Regions from separate parts of the Homo sapiens genome. Here region 1 is linked to region 2. A link is a contact called in ENCODE Hi-C data. All regions are on one chromosome and are shown on one strand. Each heading gives the region's core, a stretch centred on a gene start or an enhancer-like site at or near the end of the contact. The rest is flanking DNA. Distances are from core to core; before and after follow the strand shown. Region 1 overlaps SNRPF-DT (SNRPF divergent transcript). Region 2 holds the start of HAL (histidine ammonia-lyase).

Region 1 (7,413 bases), core at 4,653-7,152, 160 kb after region 2:
TTTGTAGAGACGGAGTTTTGCCATGTTGGCCAGGTTGGTCCCGGACTACTAGGCTCACGTGATCTGCTTGCCTCAGAGTCCCAAAGTGCTGGGATTGCAGGCACAAGTCACCGCATCTGGCCAGTTTCTTCTATTTTAAAACTGTGGATCAGCTCTCCCGTCTCCCTCTCCCTCTCCCGTCTCCCTCTCCCTCTCCCGTCTCCCTCTCCCTCTCCCGTCTCCCTCTCCCTCTCCCGTCTCCCTCTCCCTCTCCCGTCTCCCTCTCCCTCTCCCGTCTCCCTCTCCCTCTCCCGTCTCCCTCTCCCTCTCCCGTCTCCCTCTCCCTTTCCCGTCTCCCTCTCCCTCTCATGCCGAGCCAAAGCTGGACGGTACTGCTGCCATCTCGGCTCACTGCAACCTCCCTGCCTGATTCTCCTGCCTCAGCCTGCCGAGTGCCTGCGATTGCAGGCGCGCGCCGCCACGCCTGACTGGTTTTCGTTTTTTTTTGGTGGAGATGGGGTTTCGCTGTGTTGGCCGGGCTGGTCTCCAGCTCCTAACCGCGAGTGATCCGCCAGCCTCGGCCTCCCGAGGTGCCGGGATTGCAGATGGAGTCTCGTTCACTCAGTGCTCAATGGTGCCCAGGCTGGAGTGCAGTGGCGTGATCTCGGCTCGCTACAACCACCTCCCAGCCGCCTGCCTTGGCCTCCCAAAGAGCCGAGATTGCAGCCTCTGCCCGGCCGCCACCCCGTCTGGGAAGTGAGGAGCGTCTCTGCTTGGCCACCCATCGTCTGGGATATGAGGAGCCCCTCTGCCTGGCTGCCCAGTGTGGAAAGTGAGGAGCGTCTCTGCCCGGCCGCCATCCCATCTAGGAAGCGAGAAGCGCCTCTTCCCCGCCGCCATCCCATCTAGGAAGTGAGGAGCGTCTCTGCCCGGCCGCCCATCGTCTGAGATGTGGGGAGCACCTCTGCCCCACCGCCCTGTCTGGGATGTGAGGAGCGCCTCTGCTGGGCCGCAACCCTGTCTGGGAGGTGAGGAGTGTCTCTGCCCGGCCGCTCCGTCTGAGAAGTGAGGAAACCCTCTGCCTGGCAACCGCCCCGTCTGAGAAGTGAGGAGCCCCTCCGTCTGGCAACCACCCCGTCTGGGAAGTGAGGAGCGTCTCCGCCCGGCAGCCACCCCGTCCGGGAGGGAGGTGGGGGGGGTCAGCCCCCCGCCCGGCCAGCCGCCCCGTCCGGGAGGTGAGGGGCTCCTCTGCCCGGCCGCCCCTACTGGGAAGTGAGGAGCCCCTCTGCCCGGCCAGCCGCCCCGTCCGGGAGGGAGGCGGGGGGGGGGGGGTCGGCCAGCCGCCCCGGCCGGGAGGTGAGGGGCTCCTCTGCCCGGCCGCCCCTACTGGGAAGTGAGGAGCCCCTCTGCCCGGCCAGTCGCCCCGTCCAGGAGGGAGGTGGGGGGGTCAACCCCCCGCCCGGCCAGCCGCCCAGTCCGGGAGGGAGGTGGGGGGTCAGCCCCCCGCCTGGCCAGCCGCCCCGTCCGGGAGGTGAGGGGCGCCTCTGCCCGGCCGCCCCTACTGGGAAGTGAGGAGCCCCTCTGCCCGGCCAGCCGCCCCGCCCAGGAGGGAGGTCGGGGGGTCAGCCCCCCGCCTGGCCAGCCGCCCCATCCGGGAGGGAGGTGGGGGGGTCAGCCCCCCGCCCGGCCAGCCGCCCCGTCCGGGAGGGGGGGGGGGGTCAGCCCCCTGCCCGGCCAGCCGCCCCGTCCGGGAGGGAGGTGGGGGGGGTCAGCCCCCCGCCCGGCCAGCCGCCCCGTCCGGGAGGGAGGTGGGGGGATCAGCCCCCTGCCTGGCCAGCCGCCCCGTCCGGGAGGTGAGGGGCGCCTCTGCCCGGCCGCCCCTACTGGGAAGTGAGGACCCCTCTGCCCGGCCAGCCGCCCCGTCCGGGAGGGAGGTGGGGGGGGTCAGCCCCCCGCCCGGCCAGCCGCCCCGTCCGGGAGGGAGGTGGGGGGATCAGCCCCCTGCCTGGCCAGCCGCCCCGTCCGGGAGGTGAGGGGCGCCTCGGCCCGGCCGCCCCTACTGGGAAGTGAGGACCCCTCTGCCCGGCCAGCCGCCCCGTCCGGGAGGGAGGTGGGGGGAACAGCCCCCCGCCCGGCCAGCCGCCCTATCCAGGAGGTGAGGGGCGCCTCTGCCCGGCCGCCCCTACTGGGAAGTGAGGAGCCCCTCTGCCTGGCCAGCCGCCCCGTCCGGGAGGGCGGTGGGGGGGTCAGCCCCCCTCCCGGCCAGCCGCCCCATCTGGGAGGTGAGGGGCACTTCTGCCGGGCCGCCCCTACTGGGAAGTGAGGAGCCCCTCTGCCCGGCCACGACCCCGTCTGGGAGGTGTGCCCAGCGGCTCATTGGGGATGGGCCATGATGACAATGGCGGTTTTGTGGAATAGAAAGGCGGGAAGGGTGGGGAAAAAATTGAGAAATCGGATGGTTGCGGGGTCTGTGTGGATAGAAGTAGACATGGGAGACTTTTCATTTTGTTCTGTACTAAGAAAAATTCTTCTGCCTTGGGATCCTGTTGATCTGTGACCTTATCCCCAACCCTGTGCTCTCTGAAACATGTGCTGTGTCCACTCAGGGTTAAATGGATTAAGGGCGGTGCAAGATGTGCTTTGTTAAACAGATGCTTGAAGGCAGCATGCTCGTTAAGAGTCATCACCACTCCCTAATCTTAAGTACCCAGGGACACAAACACTGCGGAAGGCCGCAGGGTCCTCTGCCTAGGAAAACCAGAGACCTTTGTTCACTTGTTTATCTGCTGACCTTCCCTCCACTATTGTCCTATGACCCTGCCAAATCCCCCTCTGCGAGAAACACCCAAGAATGATCAATAAAAATAAAAAATAAAAAATAAAAAAAAAAAAAAAAAAAAAAAAAAAACTGTGGACATGTATAAAGACGTTCATGGTCAATACTAGTGAAGTGGCTAAATAATACTTCAATTGGCAACAATATTTTCATATGATAAAATTTAATACAGGCTGGGCACCATGGCTCACACCTGTAATCCCAGCACTTTGGGAGGCTGAGGTGAGTGGATCACCTGTGGCCAGGAGTTCAAGACTAGCCTGGCCAACATGATGAAACCCTGTCTCTACTAAAAGTACAAAAAAATTAGCTGGGCATGGTGGTGGGCACCTGTAATCCCAGCTACTCAGGAGGCTGAGGCAGGAGAATCTCTTGAACCTGAGAGGCAGAGGTTGCAGTGAGCCTAGATCACACAATTTTACTCCAGCCTGGGCAACAAGAGCGAAACTCCACCTCAAAAAAAAAAAAAAAAAGTAATGCCATAATTTAAAATAATATTTACAAAGATTCTAATGACATGGGAAAATATAAGACATCAAAATATGTAAATAAATATTAATAATGTCAAAATATGGACATTTGAATATATGTGTCTAGAAAAACAGACTAAAAATAAACACCAAAATGTTATTAGTTGTTATGTTTAGGTTATGGGATTTGGGATGGTTAAATTTTCTTTATAATTTCCCGGGTTTTTCATTTTAAAAAATTTTGCCATTAGAAAGTGTGCCCTTGATAATAGAGAGATTATTTTTTAACTCAGTTAGCGTTAGGTCTTTAACATTTATGAATGCTTATGCCCATAACTATTCGTTCACAATTATGTTCCATACGATGGATTTACAGAATATGGTCACCATGACCCTGAAGTCACTTGCATACACACTAATTTAAACATGTAAATGTTCATTCAAGAATATATTCATCTGGCCAGGTGCAGTGGCTCACACCTGTAATCCCAACACTTTGGGAGGCCGAGGCAGGCGGATAACGAGGTCAGGAGTTTGAGACCAGCCTGGCCAACATGGTGAAACCCCATCTCTACTAAAAATACAAAAATTAGCTGGGCATGGTGATGCATGCCTATAATCCCAGCTACTGGGGAGGCTGAGGCAGGAGAATGGCTTGAACCCAGGAGGCAGAGTTTGCAGTGAGCCATGATCGTGCCACTGCACTCCAGCCTGGGTGATAGAGCAAGACTCCATCTCAAAAAAAAAAAAAAAAAAAAAAAAAGAATATATTTATCTGAGGAGATTAGCCAGTGAATCTTTCCTTTAAGAGGTGGTGGAAATGTATTCATTTTTAAAGTTAGCATTGGTAATATTAGAATAATAATAATCTAAACAATATCTTGTGCTATAGTCAGGTGTGAGCAGGGAAGGAGAGGGCTCCCCCACTACTCACACACCAGGTGTGTCGGGAGGCCATCCTGTGAGGTCAGGCGGTTGTTAACTGTTTCTCTACAGTAATAATTGGTCACAGCTGGCACTAGGGAAAGACAGTCTCGTACCAGATAGAAAACAGCTGAAACTGGTGATCAGCAGCTTCCGGATCAGATCTCAGCGTTGGATGAGCAGGAGAAGCAACGCAAGACCTCGGAAGCCTGCCAAGGTATAAAACCCCAAGTCAAAAGTTCAAACCGTGCTGGTCTTTCAAATCGCCCGCTTGGCCCTCTTTCAAGTGTACTTTCCTTCCTTTCCTTCCTGCTCTAAAGCTTTTGAATAAACTTTCACGCCTGCTCTAAAACTTGTCTTGGTCTCTCCTTCTGCCCCTCAGTCAAATTGTTTCTTCTGAGGAGGCAAGAATTGAGGTTGCTGCAGACCCAGATGGATATGGATTCTCCACCGCTAACAGGGCTATATACACAATTAATATTAATCATTCTGTTATAATCAAAATCATCCAGCAGAATTTCAGAATCTTGCAAAAGTTGACCATAATGTATCATATGGTCTTTTCCTCAAACCTCCTCCCCCCTCACCGCCGCCCTTTGTTTTAAGACAGTGTCCCACTCTGTCGCACAGGCTAGAGAGCAGGGGTGTGATCACAGCTTACTGCAGCCTCAAGCTCCCGGGCGCAAGTGATCCTCCCATCTCAGTCTCCCAAGTAGCTGGAACTACACCCATCACACACATTTTAAAATGTTTTATTAAGACAGGGTCTCATTACATTGCCTAGGCTGGTCTTGAACTCCTTGGCTTAAGGAATCCTCTTGCCTCAACCTCCCAAAGTGCTGGGATTACAAGCCTGAGCCACTGAACCTCTCCCTCTCTCCCTCTCTCCTCCCTCATCTCTCTCTCCCTCTCTCCCTCTCTCCTCCCTCTCACATCTCTCCCTTTCTCCTCCCTCCCTCTCTCCTCCCTCCCTCTCTCCATCTCTCTTCCCTCCCTCTCTCATCCCTCTCTCTCTCCTCCCTCTCTCCACCTTCTCTCCTCCCTCTCCGCCCTCTCTCCCTCTCCGCCCTCTCTCCCTCTCCTCCCTCTCTCCATCTTTCCCTCTCTCGTTTCTCTCTCCTGCTCTCATCCCTCTCTCCCTCTTTCTCTCTCTCCTCCCTCTCTCCACCCTCTCTCCTCCCTCTCTCCTCCCTCTCTCCCTCTCTCCCTCCTCCCTCTCTCCCTCTCCGTTTCTTCCTCTTTCCCTCTCTCCTTGTCTCTCTCCTCCCTCTCTCCCTCTCTCTCTCCTGCATCTATCCCTCTTTCCCTCTCTCCTCCCTCTCTCCCTCCCTCATCCCTCTCTCCCTCCCTCACCCTTCTCTCCCTCTTTCTCTCTCTCCTCCCTCTCTCCACCCTCCCCCTCTCTCTCCTCCCTCTCTCCCCGTCTCCTCCCTCTCTCCCTCTTTCCCTCTCTCCTCCCTCTCTCCCTCTTTCCCTCTCTCCTCCCTCTCTCCCTCTTTCCCTCTCTCCTCCCTCTCCTCTCCATCTCCTCCCTCTCTGCTCTCTCTCTTTCATTCTCAGGTTGCACACACTTACACTCCAAAGACTTATCTTTTAAGCACACTTCACCAGTAAACAAGGAAGCTGGCATTAACTCAAGCCAACACATTCCCTGCTTTCTGGACATTATAACATCTTGAGCCACAGTCCCTTCTGCATCTGAGTAAGTTTCCAGTATTTACCCACATTTCTGGCTGAGTTAACTCTCTCCTGCTGGGCAAGAAGATGAAAGTGAGATGAGATGGGGAGAGGAAATGTATAGAATGTGGATTTTAAACCAAGTATCTTCACCTATCCAAATAGGAACAGGACAGATATTTAGCCTTCCCTGAGCAGACGGGATGAAATAGGTAGTGAAGATCCTCTTTTTATTTGGACATAACGTTTGAAGTAGTTTCAGAGTGAAGAATTCAAGATTGTTTCCCTACTGCTGTTCAAAGTCTGTTTGCTACTTAATTACATTCACGAATGCTCATTCATAAATCGTTTGAAGAGATTAACTGGAATGATGCCCAAGGCAGCATATGCCTTTTCCAGGCAAGAATAAGGATACACTCAAGTATGTGAATATGGACAATAGGCAAGCCAGCATAATGACACACTTGTTTCATGAGTCATTTTAATTAAATAATACATGAGCAAATACTGAGTAAGGCCTTACTCCATGACAAATAATAGGAATTTGTATGAGATCAAAGAAGATCATGTTTTCATAGATAATTTGATATATTTGTGGTCCATTTGTGGGGAAAAGAGGATATTCTGTTCTTAATCATTTCATTCTGGATTATAATAAATCTGCATTCATATAAACTTGACTAATTTGGACTTTATGGGAATTCCATTAGAGCTGAATTTATCATTGTTCTCTGAAAAGAAAATCTTGCTAAGAAAGTTACTTGTGTAAACAAGAATGCACTGCACATGTATCCCAGAACTTAAAGTAAAAAATTTAAAAATCCCAGAAAAATAGAATGCAGAAGAAATCATTAGGAATTTGCAAAGAATATTTTCTGACTTTTAAAAGGCATCCTTGATATCATCAAAATGTATAGTTGCAATAGAAACAAAAGCCTGCGAGTTCTAGTTATATCACCTGATACTCATCATTGCCACTCTTTACTCTTCTTCTCACTTAGCAATATATCATGAACATTTTCACATGTCAATATATATTATTTTACAACAAGATTTTTAATAGCTGCATGATATTGCATCTCATGTTCTACCATCATTTATTTAACCCATTGTTGGACGCTCAACCTGGTTATGACTTTTTTGTAATTGTAATGGCGCCGTGAACATCCTTATCAGTATTTATTTGTGTGTACCTCTTTGATTGTGTTCTTAGGGTAAAGTCTTAAAAATAAGATTGTTTGATCATAGGATATGTTTAATTAAGGCTTTTAAGGTATTCCCAAATTAAAGGGCTGGAAGTCAGAGGGCAAGGGATTCCACTGATAGAGTCCATAGATTAACCTCCTGTGACAGAGCAAGGCAGAGAAGGACAAAGAATGCATCTCGAGAGGCTATCACAAGTCATTCAGCATCCTCCTTCCCCAAACTAGAGCCTCCTTGCTGCATTTTTTCTGTAAAGCTTATTTCCTATTCATGTATCCTATAATATATTTATTTATTATAATAATTATTATTTTTTGAGACGGA
Region 2 (7,370 bases), core at 2,419-4,918:
CCCAGGGCATCTCAGCACACATAGCTGTACTAGGTAGAATTATTAGTGTATTAGCTCTATTAGTTAGAATTAATTAGAACCATAGCTGTGTTAGAATTCTTTGATTGCAAGTAACAGCAATCCAAGTGACCAGAAGTCAAAAAGGGAAAAGGAAGATTATTTTAAGGATGCTAGGTATGGGGAGATTATCAGAACCTGGGACGGACAGAAGGGGTCTGATGCCCAGGACTGCAGCACCGTCAGTGCTCCTGTCCCTCACCTCTGCCTCTCTAGTCCACGTTGTACAGGCCGGCCACTCTCCAGCTTTACTGTTACAAATAGCTCTGACCACATGGGGAGGCTATCACAATTCCAAATTCCCAGAGGTGAGACTCTAACCCAGGTTGGGTCCACCTCTGGTCAAATAAATTGTGTAAGAGGAATGGTGTCTTAGAGTATAATTGTTGGCATGGGGTGGGGGTGGGGAGCGGTGTCCTGACCAAATAACCCCTCAAAGTGCTAATGCAGTGACTAAAGTTACAATAGGAGTGAACACCCAAGGTGGGACAGGTATGGAAGAGACATATTCCTGCCTATTCCCGGAATCCTGACTTTTCCCTGGCTCTCACTCTCCCTAGCAGTTTTTGTTTTGTTTTGTTTTGAGACAGGGTCTCACTCTGTCGCCCAGGCTGGAGTGCAGTGGCATGACCATAGCTCACTGCAGCATCAGCCTCTGGGTTCAAGCCATCCTCCCACCTCAGCCTCTGGAGTAGCTGAGACTACAGGCATGCACCACCATGTCTGGCTAATTTTTGTTTTGTAGAGAAAGAGTTTGGCCATGTTGCCCAGGCTGGTCTCGAACTCCTGGGCTCAAGCAATCCACCCGCCTCGTTCTGTCCTCTTGGTCACTTATCTATGCTGCAGTGTGATTCTTTCTCCAGGCTCTGCTCTCCCTTGCCTTCCTTGCCAAGAATACAGAGAAGGGAGTTCAGCTCAAATCACTGGCATAAGATCATGTTCTAAGATTAGACTTTAGCAAATCCATTTACCCAAATACTGCTCTTTAAGGCTTCTGCCCTATGAGCTTACAAGACAAGCTGTAAGTTAATGTCGTTTTTAGTTATCACTTAGTGATACTGAAAGTGAATTGTGACAAGGGATGCTTGAAGGGTGGCATGGAAGGGTGCTGTGAAGAAGGTAGAGGGCGCTAAAGACAAACTTAATCCTGCTTGCTGGTTTACCTAGGGGCCAGCTCGGTGCAGTTCACATTTCTTCAGTTCAGCTAGTAAGCATATGCTAAATGTCTTTGTGCCAGATCGGATATATACATAATTATGGATGAACACAGACAAGTAATTTCCTAGATAATACTAAAGAAGAGCTATGCTAAGGCATCCCAGAGAAGGGCCACTTAACCCAACTGAAGAATTTAGGGAATGCTTCCTGGAGAAGAAAAGGCCTAAACAGGCTTAAGGAGTAAGAAAGATCTAGACAGGCAAAGGAAGTTGGAAAGTGCGTTTCTGGAGAAAGAATAACAAGGAAGACTCTGCTCCACAATGCGTAGGGCCTGAGTTTAGAATCCTCAAACTGCTGGGGGTGACTTACATGGCTGGGAGGTGGTATCACCTGGAAGCTCCTTCCCTCACTAGTCTGATGCCTGGGCTGAAATTACTCAGAAGCTGGTCTCGGCAGTGACAGTCAACTGGAGCATGCAGTAGTTTGGGTTGTTTTGCAGCATGAAGATAGTTAGACCTCTTATTAGTCATCTTTATACAGCTTTATCCATCACCAGACAGTAAGCCTCATGAATGTAGAGCGTGTTTGTTATTTATTTCATCCCCAGCACCTCGCATAGAGCTTGTTACATAACAGGTGTTGAAAAAATATTTGTTAAATGAGTCAAGGAATGAATGGGGGGGGGTGGGGCAGAAGGTTAAGGTGGTTCACATGTGCAGTCCTCAGTTTTCTCACAGATGTAGGAAGTAAGGTCTCCTTCTGAGAATTAGAGGTGGATGTCGAGAAGGTCCTGGCAGAGGGGTCAAAGTTTTGGAAAGTCACTGTGGGCTGGATGGAATAAAAGGGCAATACCATCAAACTATGTGATCACAGGACTTTCTCTATCAGTGTCTTCTGCCTGGGTGAACAGATATGACAGTTTCTTTTAATTTTAAACAGGGTCTTGCTCTCACCCAGGCTGGAGTACAGTGGTATAATCATAACTCATTGCAGCATTGACTGCCTAGGCTTAAGCAATCCTTCCAAGAGATGGCTGTTTTTTGTGATGACTAAGGGGATGGGTGTTATTCCAAGTGTAGACATAAGTTTAGGGATGCAAAGGAATCTCAGAGTGCTTAAGAAAGAGTGGTCCAGTGAGCGACTAGGGACCAGCTTCCTAGGATAGTAAGTGAGGATGCTGGTGGGAAGTGGAGGGATGAAGAGACTGACTGGAGGTCAGGTCCAAGGCTGGCAGTGACTAGAGTAAAAGGGCAGCTGGAAGGTTGTGGTCAGAAGGTGGAATATTGGAATTTCAGATTTCTTAAGTGTGTCAAATTCAGGTCGTGACAGATTCCAGGGTGATTTCTTAAGTGTGTCAAATTCAGGTCATGACAAATTCCAGGGTGCAGTCATGGTGTGGGTATCTGAAGAGCAAGTTTCAATAAGGCTCAAGGAAGGGTAGCTATTTGTACGCTTCCTGGGAAGCTGTCAGCAGATGAGAGGGACTCTGGGTATGAGTATAGGTGTTTTTCTTGAGCAACCATGTCTCTCTTCCCAACAGAAGTCTGATTTAGTGGAAACAGACTTTTCAGGATTTTTCTAGTGCAATAATCAAATCTCTAAAAATTGGCTTACGATGAAAGTGCTGCTTAGTCAAAATAGCATCTGCATATCTTTGATGCCGTAATCATGCTATCCAGAGTTCCTTAATACCAATGGTAATAAGGCGGGTGCAGGGAGCAGTTATCTGTGGTGAAGAAGCTTAATTGGGTGAGGGATATCCATGTGCCAAGATGAAAGAGCATTTATGGAACTTTATAGCTTTATGATTCATACAGAACATTTATAAAGCATTATAGTTACATGGAGTATTGGTGTCCAGATACTAGTAATCACAGACACTTCTATAATATTTCCACTATGCCAGGTGTTGTGTTGAGGGCTTTACATATATGAACTGACTTCATCCTCCCAATAGCCCTTTGACATATATACTATCATCATTACCATTATCTTCATTTTACAGATGAGGCAACTGAGGCCCAGAGAAGTCAAATCACTTGCCCACAAGTCATACACTTAGCAAATGGCAGAGCCAGGATTTGATCACAGGTAAATCCTGCACATACTGGAAGGAGGCAGTTAGCCCCTAGGCCTTCTGATAAGGAAATACAGGGTAATACTCACCTAATCAAGGCTAATAAGTAGTAGAGCTGGACTCTCATCCACGGCTGTCTGAGCCCCTAATCTCCAAGTCAGAGTGGTTCATTTGCCCAGATGACGACCTTTAGTTGTGAAAATGATCTCTGGCCTTTGCAGTCTTCCCTGGTGGAAAGAAAGCTTCAGAAAACCTTACTGGTGACAGGAAGTAGTTGCTCAATACATGTTTGTGGAATAAACAAATGAGTGACGATTGCCACACTCCCAGTGTCACAGTTGGCCCACAGAACACGTTTTACAGTTGAGTAATCTCAGATAAAGACAGGAACATGGTGTTTATAAGCTGCCCTTAATGGCAGAGAACACAGACAGAAACGAGGGAAGAGAGAGAAATTGGGGACCCTGAAGAAAGGGGGCCAGCAGCAGGTAGGTGCCATCAGGGACAAGAACAGCACCTCCCAGGGTGGGAGACCCCAGGCCTTTCTGGCAGCAGGTCTGGATGGAAAGTGGACAGGAGGCTCACCCGTCTGCATCCCCTGCTCCTGCCCCTGCTCGGCTACAAAAACCAAAGGGACAGCAGGTACCTCAATAAATATTTGTCCAATGCATGAATGAGTAAAGGTGAAGGAGGGGGAGTGGTTTGAAAGTCTATTCTCATCCTTCCAGCTGACCACACCCCGGTAGCCACTCCTGCATAAAGCTCTCCCCTCCTGTGACCAGCTGAGGACCTCAGGCTGCAGCGGAGCCATGCCCAGATACACGGTGCACGTACGTGGGGAATGGCTGGCAGTGCCCTGCCAGGACGCGCAGCTCACTGTGGGCTGGCTGGGCCGGGAGGCCGTGAGGCGCTATATCAAGAATAAGCCCGACAATGGTGGCTTCACCTCCGTGGATGACGCGCACTTCCTTGTGCGCCGGTGCAAGGGCCTGGGCCTGCTGGACAACGAGGACCGGCTCGAGGTGGCCCTAGAGAACAACGAGTTCGTGGAAGTGGGTGAGTGGCTGCAGGAGAGGGCCGCGAACGGGTGCGGTTTGGCCTGGCTTAGTCTTTGCAGCATTGAACCCCCACCTCAGGGAAAATGATGAGCAGAGGTCAGGCTTGCCGAGGCTGGCCCTGTGCAGGCACATGCCACGCCTCTGGGGATCTTAAGTCCTCACACAACCCTGTGAGATGGGTAGGATTCTCCTCCACCTCTGATGGAGGAGAAATCAGAGAGGAGGTAACTTACCCAGACTCCAGCAGCTAGTAAGTAACAAAGACTAGACTGGTACTCAAGGCTGCAGGTCTGAATCCCTTTGCAGTGACTGAATCATTTTGAGGTTATTTTGCCTTTCGAAAGAATCCACCCCCACCCCCAGACTGGAGGCCGGCAGCATAGCATCAGTTCAGATTTTGAAGAAAATAAAGCTGGGAATGGGGATGGAAGTGGAATTCTGTCTTGAACTTTCATCTAAACCCCTGGTCTCTGCCCTGACACCTACCTTTCTGCTTTTTGCTCTCCTCCTACATAAAGATGCTAAGACCACATGAAACCATCTGAAGCAGTTTTAAAGCAGCCATTTCTATAGAATTCATGGGCCAATGATGGGCCGTTCCTTGGTTTAACAGGGGGAACATGGCTGTACAATGTGATCTGTAACGAGTCTCCCGTGCATTGTTTTAGTTATAGAGGGTGATGCCATGTCTCCTGACTTCATTCCATCTCAACCAGAAGGAGTTTATCTGTATCCTTTCCCACAGGCTCTTTGGTCTGCTCTGGGGGTGGCTCCTGCAGATGGTGGGGCTGGGGGTTTTTCCACACCACCCTATATGTTCCTTTACCTGGATACAGATACAGCAAGTACCGGGAGCCTGAAAAGGTAAGCTTCAAACCACTTTCTTTTTCTTCAGAAAATTAAGGCCCCTTATTTAAGAGGGAGGAAAGCCAGGAAAACTTCTGAGAAAACACTGTCAATTAGAACAGGGCTGGCCGGGAGCAGTGACTCATGTCTGTAGTCCCAGCACTTTGGGTGGCCGAGGTGGGCAGTTCACTTGAGGTCATCAGTTTGAAACCAGCCTGGCCAACATGGTGAAACCCCATCTCTACTAAAAGTACAAAAATTAGCCAGGTATGGTGGCGTGCACCTGTAATACCAGCTACTCAGGAGCCTGAGGCACGAGAATTGCTTGAACCCAGGAGGCAGAGGTTGCAGTGAGCCATGTTTGTACCACTGCACTCCAGCCTGGGCTGGAGACTCTGCCTCAAAACAAACAAACCAACCAACCACAGGGCTTTATCCAGCTCTGTAGTGGGGAAAGGGGGCTTGGAAAGGCATTATGCTTTTGCACCAATAAGCCTCCTCTTATGCAAGATGCATTTTTATTTAGCATATTCATGTTTCACGCAATGATCAGATCTCTGAAATGTCAGTTTGGTTCTGTTGGAGGTGTCCCTACTCTGGTTAGAATAATCAAGCTGTTCAGACTCACTGAGATCCCCTTCTTTTGTGTAGTACATCGAGTTAGATGGAGACCGTCTGACCACGGAGGATCTGGTCAACTTGGGAAAGGGACGCTACAAAATAAAGGTATGGGGAGGGAGGGGAAAGATGTCCTCTGGCCATTTTTGTTGCCCGTGGAAGTCTTTAACGTGCTCAGTTCTGATCAACATTTTCCTAGCTCACCCCAACAGCTGAGAAGAGGGTGCAGAAATCCAGGGAGGTCATAGATAGCATCATAAAAGAGAAAACAGGTATCTTTTTATCTTTATGTTATAAATATTTTTATAAACAAACAAAAATCCCTGCATTTAATTGCATAATGTCTCTTTTTATTCTAGTTGTTTACGGTATTACTACAGGTTTTGGGAAATTTGCCAGAACTGTAATTCCTATCAATAAGCTACAGTAAGTTTAAAACACACATATGTTCACGTTCCACCTACCCTCATCTTTTAAATATTTTTCAACAAGGGAAATAATTCACATTTGCCCCAATTTACAGATCAGAGGATGAGGCTTGGGTTACCTTGCATGTGAGTTGGTATTGAAAACCCAGGCTGGCTGGTTTCTCCCATTGCCTTCCTTCTGTCCCTCCAAGGATTTGACCATGATTCCCTTCATTTTCCCAGCTGAGGGAACATTTTCTCACTGCAATGTATCTAAGAGGGTTTTTACCTTTCTGTTGCAGGGAGCTTCAGGTCAACTTAGTACGCTCACATTCTTCAGGTAAGTCAAAACGTTGGGTGCCTCCTGGATCTTGTGTGATTAGATGAATAAAGCACAGCACAGTGTGAGTTATCCAGTTATAGTCACAAAAAGCTAGTTTCTCAAAACAGCATTTCAAGAACTAGGTGCCGAGGTGAGAAGGGATGCAGAAAGAATCAGCTGAGCCTCAGAAAAAGAAATGGGCCAGGTGGAGGGATGGGGTTGGTATGAGAACACATGTCCCATGCCATGGAGACACTGTTGCATTCAGGGAAGGAAATAAAGCCTGGAACTCAAAGAATGAGTTAGGATGGGCATAGTGAGATGGGAAAGACTGTCACCAATCAGCACCCATCAGATGGTAAAGAAGTTGTGCTAAGGACTCTGGATGCTATTCTAAAGGTGAGTGGGAGGTCAGGGGTTCACTGAAGCTTCCCAAAAAGGGGAATTGAGAAGGCAAAACTGGGGTCTTAACCTTTGTCAGGAAGATGGGGCTCAGACAAGTCAGACAGGCAGGAGGGAGAGTAGTCCAACTACCTGAGCCGAGAGGAGAAGGTAATAGCAGGCTGGGCTACATATGGGAAAGATTGGAGGGAGGGAGGGCAATTGTCAGGAGACAAAAAGGAGTTTGCTTTTCTTGGAGAAAACATCAATTCTGTTTTGCAGGTGTTGGGAAACCACTAAGTCCTGAGAGGTGTCGGATGCTCTTGGCTTTAAGGATCAATGTCTTAGCCAAAGGATACAGTGGCATTTCCCTGGAGACCCTCAAACAAGTCATAGAAATGTTTAATGGTAATGCAATGGCTCCCTAGACGGAACCTCTGTGGAGG

The links. Hi-C counts contacts between places; a loop is a spot of excess contacts on that map. Pooled maps may share reads with other maps.
Region 1: a loop to region 2 is called in a pooled map of right cardiac atrium, with 3 times the contacts of the local background. The contact joins the enhancer-like site here to the promoter of HAL in region 2. A Hi-C loop is called at or near these places in 33 of 168 maps with a recorded cell type or tissue (CD4-positive, alpha-beta memory T cell, CD8-positive, alpha-beta T cell, Caco-2 and 20 more), 10 of 37 single-sample maps with no recorded cell type and 27 of 50 pooled maps.

The regions. Positions count from the first base shown.
Region 1 is chr12:95,835,285-95,842,697 of GRCh38, reverse strand. All of the region lies in intron 1 of SNRPF-DT (SNRPF divergent transcript), which reads left to right. Among named protein-coding and RNA genes, the nearest start is that of SNRPF-DT, 20 kb to the left of the region's middle. RefSeq lists a silencer at 4,180-4,380. Within about 2 kb of position 5,902, at least 4 of the 41 ENCODE cell types and tissues checked have a DNase peak (open chromatin) inside an H3K27ac peak, as active enhancers do; they include endothelial cell of umbilical vein, where a contact is called at or near this core.
Region 2 is chr12:95,992,642-96,000,011 of GRCh38, reverse strand. It overlaps HAL (histidine ammonia-lyase), which reads left to right and starts at 3,668. Exons shown (of 21, transcript NM_002108.4): 1 at 3,668-3,934; 2 at 4,021-4,348; 3 at 5,019-5,079; 4 at 5,187-5,214; 5 at 5,848-5,922; 6 at 6,014-6,086; 7 at 6,174-6,240; 8 at 6,524-6,561; 9 at 7,207-7,332. The coding sequence starts at 4,102. LOC102723340 (a long non-coding RNA gene) reads right to left here and starts at 3,530. Exons shown (of 4, transcript XR_945237.4): 1 at 3,382-3,530; 2 at 1,585-1,681. RefSeq lists enhancers at 1,261-1,320, 1,767-2,061, 3,286-3,455.